Linked DNA regions of Homo sapiens: region 1 is linked to region 2. A link is a loop called in an ENCODE intact Hi-C map of the cell type or tissue named here. Cell type or tissue: heart right ventricle. All regions are shown on one strand. Each heading gives the region's core, and the rest is flanking DNA. Links, peaks and the distances in the headings are about the cores only.

Region 1 (2,915 bases), core at 176-2,675, 70 kb after region 2:
ATTAAAATATGGGTCATATCTTCCCTGACTTTTATATGGGAGGCTGTGTATATGTGTATACAGACATGCTTTTTCTTACAAAAATGGAATTGTCATGTATATACTGTTTTGTAATCTGGCAGGGCATGAATTTCTTTCCTTTGAACATTTAAACACTTAATAATACTGAGGAGGATAATTTTAAAAAGATATAATGTGCTTCACATGGTACCCTTATTTCCCATGTGACTTGTGCTATTACATACCCCCAAACCACTTTTACATTGTACCAAATGAAAATCCCAATTATCTTATACTACCCACATCTACAACACACTTTGGTACCCTTGATGTTCCATGAGTCCTGAAGTTTCCTCTAAATTTTCCAAGAAAGACTAAACTTGTTCAAGTTAGCTTTGGTGCTTAGAGTATCCCAGGTGTCTAGATGTCAGCAACACATGGAAGATGTACCTTGTAATTTCTATTAATTGGAAAATGTAATTAACCAGAAGGCTACATTTCCCAACTGTGCACAACAATGAGCATTAACTGTAACAAAATGATGGTACTCATAGGCAGTCCTTGGGGGTTGTGAACAATGGTTTTGTGGGAGCGAAAGATGATGGACGAGAATCCATCTCAAGTAAACAAAATTCTTCCAGCATCTGGATTGTGGAACTGAATTGGAGTAGAATGTCAAACATATATGTGTGAAAATTCCAAGACAGCCTTGCAGTTCTGCGCTGACCAAGTCTTGTTTGAATTGTCAGAGGCATCAACCCAAATTGATGGAGTCAGGTTTGGCTTGTCCAACTTTCACTGTGCTGTTTCAGTTCATTTTCTCAGCACAGTCCTAGCTGATTGTCCTTTCTGTCTGTTCTCTGTTCACTCTTTAGGGAGAGAAAAGGGAAAGAAGAAAATGAATTTAAAGGAAATAGGAGTAGAAGTGGAGGAGATGGAAGATCCAGTTAAGATACAAGTGAGAGAAATGAAAAATGGTCAGGCTAGAAGAGAGAAAAATGTGCTATGAGGCAGGAGAGATGAATCAACGCTGAAAAGCTACATTTCTGAGAAGAGAAATTGCAAGGGGAAAAAATTAGAGTGTTGAATAAAGAGGAGACGAAGATATCTGTAAAATATTGTTTCCTAGTGTTGAGCTTACTCCAAAATACCTTATGAGAGGTTAGGCCAGAAAATAGATTATTCCTTTTGGTTACAAAGAAATCATGGTGCTCTCAGGAAGCAAGAGCAGATCATGAACACAGCCTGACAGCTGCTGGGTACAGGGAATGGTTTCCTTTACCGTATTTCTGCTCATTTTAGCAATTCCAGCCCTTTCCAGCTCAGTTTTCATTTTCACTAGAGTGACCTCCACTTTTCATACAATTACAAACATACAAAACAAATAAGTTCTGGGATCACAACACTTTTGTGGATATTTTTTTCTCTCAAAGATTCTTATAACATTTCTTTGAGTTGAGGGGGAGACAGATGTGTTGTGTGGTGTTGTTTTACATCTGGAGAAACTGGGGCACAGAGGAGTATTGGGGGAGAGTTCAGCTGCTCTTTGTAGTGCTGTTGGGTGGTGATGGATGTGGAGGCAGATGACCAGGTCTTCTCAACAGAAAAAAATTACACTTCCATCTGTAATCAACTCATTTTTTCTCTATTTGCTATGATGACAAAACAAAACGGAACCCAAATTTCACAAATACACTATTTTTATCATTTAACCTGCATGTTTCCATTTTTGAAAAATTTAGTTCTAATTATAATAGTTTTTACATCTCAAAAAATACAATACTGCAATAAACTCCATAATTCAAAATGAAAGAGAGTATTGGGAATAATAAAATTAGTAGAGAATCAGCAAAAAGCAAAAACAAAACATCCTGTATCTGAATAAGTAACAGTTTCCAAAGAGCATAAAATACTGCTGAATATAATTCAGTCGTGTGTGTGTGCGTGTGTGTGTGTGTGTGTATGTGTGTGTCAGAGAGAGAGAATATGTAATAGCAATCAAATGAACATATAGCTAATGATATCTGTACTTAGCTAACTCTGGTTGCGCCATACCCTATAAAATGTCACAGTTGAGAGTTTCATGAACCTTGATTCCTTTTCAGATTGGCCCCAATATATGCATGAGCTAAACGCTTCCTGTAAATCATTGCTGGAAGTTGCCTCAGTGACATGGCCCTACATGTCCCAGGAATCCCCCTTTCTCTGCTCCAGGGCCCTCTCTCCAATTTTCACCTCATTCTGGGCCTGAGACTGAGATGAGACTGGGGAGAGGTCTGGTAGCCCCAAATTTTCCACATGTATGTCATCACTGACATTCCTCAATGAGCAGTGCATTAGCGAATGGAGCCTGTTTCTGTCTCATTGTTTGTGCTCTTAGGATCTTAAAACAAAACCGATCACTAATCCAGGTTCAGGATGAAGTCTGAGTGCTAACAGCCTCTAATAGTGAAAAAAAAAAGTCATCCATTATTTTGGGAAGAGAAGGCCGAAGACAGGAGCCCCTCTTGATTTCCCGCTTTCTATAATACTAGATGTACGTGAGCCTCAGACCTAATACATGCGCCTTTCTGAACTTGAATATCTCTGGGACAATGATTTATATTTTTAAAAAAGGAAATGGCAATGATATATGACTTTAAAATCTCAGACGCTGCCCTTCCAAATGAAACTGCAGGGAACGCGGGAGGAGATAGATTCAGTGTCCTCCACCCGGCCTCTATCCCATTCCTTCTCTGATCCCACTCTCTCTCTTGCCTTGGCTCACAGTCCCGGAGGCGGTTTTTCTCCAGGGCCTTCTCCCAGGGCTCCCTCCCATGCTTAGAAATACTAATTGGCATCTTTGAGTTTGTGCTCTATGGGGCATTGCGTGACTCACTTGGTATAAATCATCTAGTTTAATGATCATAACAACC
Region 2 (2,915 bases), core at 284-2,783:
AATTTTCCAGACAGTTTCAAAATCTAGGGACTTTTTTTTTTTTTTTTTGGTACAAGCACTGTCTATGTCTTTTCAAATGTTTACAGAGTATTTACAAAAAGTAGTCCGTTGGGTGGCAGTTGTAATTAGGGAAACTGGCAGTGAAAATTAACACATACCATAAAAGAGGGATAATTACTCCACTGTCATATACAATATTATTATCAAATGGTATTCACCCAGGAATCCAATTGGTTCATTCCCACTCAGCCTCGTTGTTACAGGAAAGACCCTCCCTTCCTTGTTACCCTGGTTATGAAGCTGCCACGTTCCACGGGTGATATGCCATATGGTACTTAACATCAGAATCAAAATGAGCTTGTGCTTTTTGTGTGAGATGTTGAAATTTATCAGAAAATCAGAAAGCCTAATTTCCACCAAGTTCCTGAGAACTGCCATCTGCCGCATGAAAAAGAAAATGGAGATTTTTTTTTTTTAAACCATTTACTTATTGTGAAATGTGAGGGTGCTGGTGTATGTGTTTGAAAAAGCGGGTTGGGGGTGGGGAGGGGGTTTGTGAGAGAGCGCCAGAGCAAGCCCGCTTGGCAGGGCAGAAAGAAAGAGTGTCAGCTGAATGGAGGCAAGGGTTTGCGAAGCGTAATTATGGAAATCATCTATTCCTGAGCCTTTTTTTTTTCTCCTCCTGACCACATGTTCCTTCCACAGAGGAGCAGCACATAGAGTCCAGCTTTTGAGAATAAGTAAAGTCCCCATTTCAGAAAGAAGAGGGGGCTGAAACCAGTCTCTCCAGGTGTCAAGTCCTTCTATGGAGGAGCTGGCGTGAGTTAAGCAGGGAGAGTAAAAGCAAAGGAGCCAGAAAGGCTGAGTGGAAGGAGGACCAGGAAGTCTTTCTAAGGAGAGTGACAGAAAGAAGGGCAGGCAGGATAGGAGAGGGAGGCCAACAGCGGAGAGTGAAGGAGTGCCTACTGAGAAGGGAAGAATCTTTCAGCAAACTTCGGATGCCAAGGGAAAGATGCTGAAGTCTTCCAGGAGGGCGTGCGATGCCTGGACGTTCGTTTCAGTGGACGGCCCCAGTCTGTGGCGTTGTGGTCCTCGACAGACTGTCTTAACCATGAGTCACATCCCTCTAGTGCCCCACACCTCCACACTGCCTGGAGGGCTTACCCCAGCCTTTGATTTTACTAAATGTATTTATTTGTTCTCTGTTTTTACACCAAAGCTAGCATGTGTGTTGGAACAGCTACAGGCGACATTTGTTGGACCTGGTTAGTGGCTGGATTTCTCACCTCTGACCACAAGTAATACTCAGGAAATAGACCTCTGGCAAACAGCCCACCAGAGCCTGAAACGGAACAGTGATGGGGATGGAGGATAAGGCTCAAGGCACCAGGGGACTTCCCATTATGACACTGTAGGGCCAAGTGTTGGTCAAGGCAGGCCGTTCTTGGATGGCATCCAACGTGGTTTAATTAAAGATACACTAAAAAGATCACTCAATAGACAGCCTCATCTACAAGGCAGTCTTCCTACAGGAGCTTAGGGGTGTATGCTTTTCTGTGCTTGCAGAAAGGCGTTCTGTGCCGTTGGCACCTCGGGGAGAAGCTTCAGGTTTCAGGCTGAACTCCTGAGAGCTTAGCATCTGGGGTGTGCACGACTTGGGGTGCCAGGCAGCAGGTCCCACTTGCTCACCAGAGGGGGCGGCCTTATGCTTTACCCCGCAGGTGACTGAGGACCCAACAGTGTGCTCCTTGCTTGGAGGCTAGTGATGAGCTCCTAATTTCACTGTGGACTGCCCAGATTTCTACAAGACAGGCTTCTGGAGACGCTGTGGATTCTCTCCTGAGTGACTAGGGGCTGGCAGGAAGGGCGGGCGCTTGGTGCTGCATCTCAATCCCTGTGGCCCCAGGAGCAGCTGCGGCAGGAACATGGTGAGCAGCTCTCAGCACCCTTGGCCCTGACTTTCCTTCCGCTTCTGTTTGTTGAGCACCTATTGTTCAAAATGCCTGTTATCTAAGAGGCTACAGTTTCCTGAGCGCTTACTATGTGCCAAGTACCTCACACGTATTACCTCATTTAATGCTTACTAAAACCCTATGAGGAAGGGACCATTCTCACCCCCATTTTCCAAATGAGACAACTGAGGGTGAGTAAGATCTGGCTTGAGTCAAACAGCAAATAAGACTTGGGGTCAGCAATGAGCCCTCATGGTCTAACTTCAGAACCGTTACTCTATAACCCCAACAACCATCCTCCAACACAGCAAACGGTATTATGTCCACTTTAGCTCATGAGCAGACTGGGCTCAGAGAGGTTAGGCAATTTACCCAAAGCTGCACAGCTACAAGTCACAGAAACAGAAACCCTTCTGGCTCCAGAGCCCAAACCCTTTCTCCTAAGCTGTACTCCCTCTCTGGGCTTACTGAGACTGCATTTTATTTTGAAGCCACATTCCCCAGCCAATGCCTGGCAGGCACGGTGAGTAGGACTGGATATGGAATGTGAAAACATCTTTACAGGAGAAAGATTTGGCTAAACCTTAACATTTTCAGACATTTTAATTGCTTCTTTGGAACGCAGATGTTTTTGGGGGTGCTGCAGCCATGGCCCAAGTAGCCTCTGAAAGATTTGGGTGTCACCAGCAAATGAGAGTCCCTGCCTGCTTGCTGATCTCACTGGTTGAGCAGCACTAGTTCCAGATGGTTAGAGAACTTTGGTGCTGGCTTGCCATTCTTACTTATTTCAGTGAGGCCCTCAAATGTGTAGGGAGTGTGTCCTACCAAGTATCCCCCTCCACCTGGGTGTGGGCAGCAAACACCAAGGTCCCCGCATATGCTCGACACATCGTGTGGGATACATTGCCTCTTTTGCTCTCTCCAGGGGCAGAGAAAGTCACCTGATTTCAGTGGACAGGAAAG

What was found. Hi-C counts contacts between places; a loop is a spot of excess contacts. Peaks named below come from ENCODE experiments on the same cell type or tissue, not always from the same donor. Only the 100,000 strongest peaks of a DNase experiment are listed, where the experiment ranks them.
Region 1: it touches region 2 in a loop (7-fold over the local background); 9 of 110 quality-filtered maps call a loop at or near these places.

What each region holds. Positions count from the first base shown.
Region 1 is chr13:50,995,248-50,998,162 of GRCh38, reverse strand. It overlaps the pseudogene GUCY1B2. Among named protein-coding and RNA genes, the nearest start is that of RNASEH2B-AS1, 86 kb to the right of the region's middle. In heart right ventricle, for the core only: no CTCF peak of the experiment used is centred there; no DNase peak of the experiment used is centred there.
Region 2 is chr13:51,064,964-51,067,878 of GRCh38, reverse strand. It overlaps the pseudogene GUCY1B2. Among named protein-coding and RNA genes, the nearest start is that of C13orf42, 45 kb to the left of the region's middle. In heart right ventricle, for the core only: no CTCF peak of the experiment used is centred there; DNase peaks (open chromatin) are centred at 1,371 and 1,902; H3K27ac peaks cover 1,557 bases.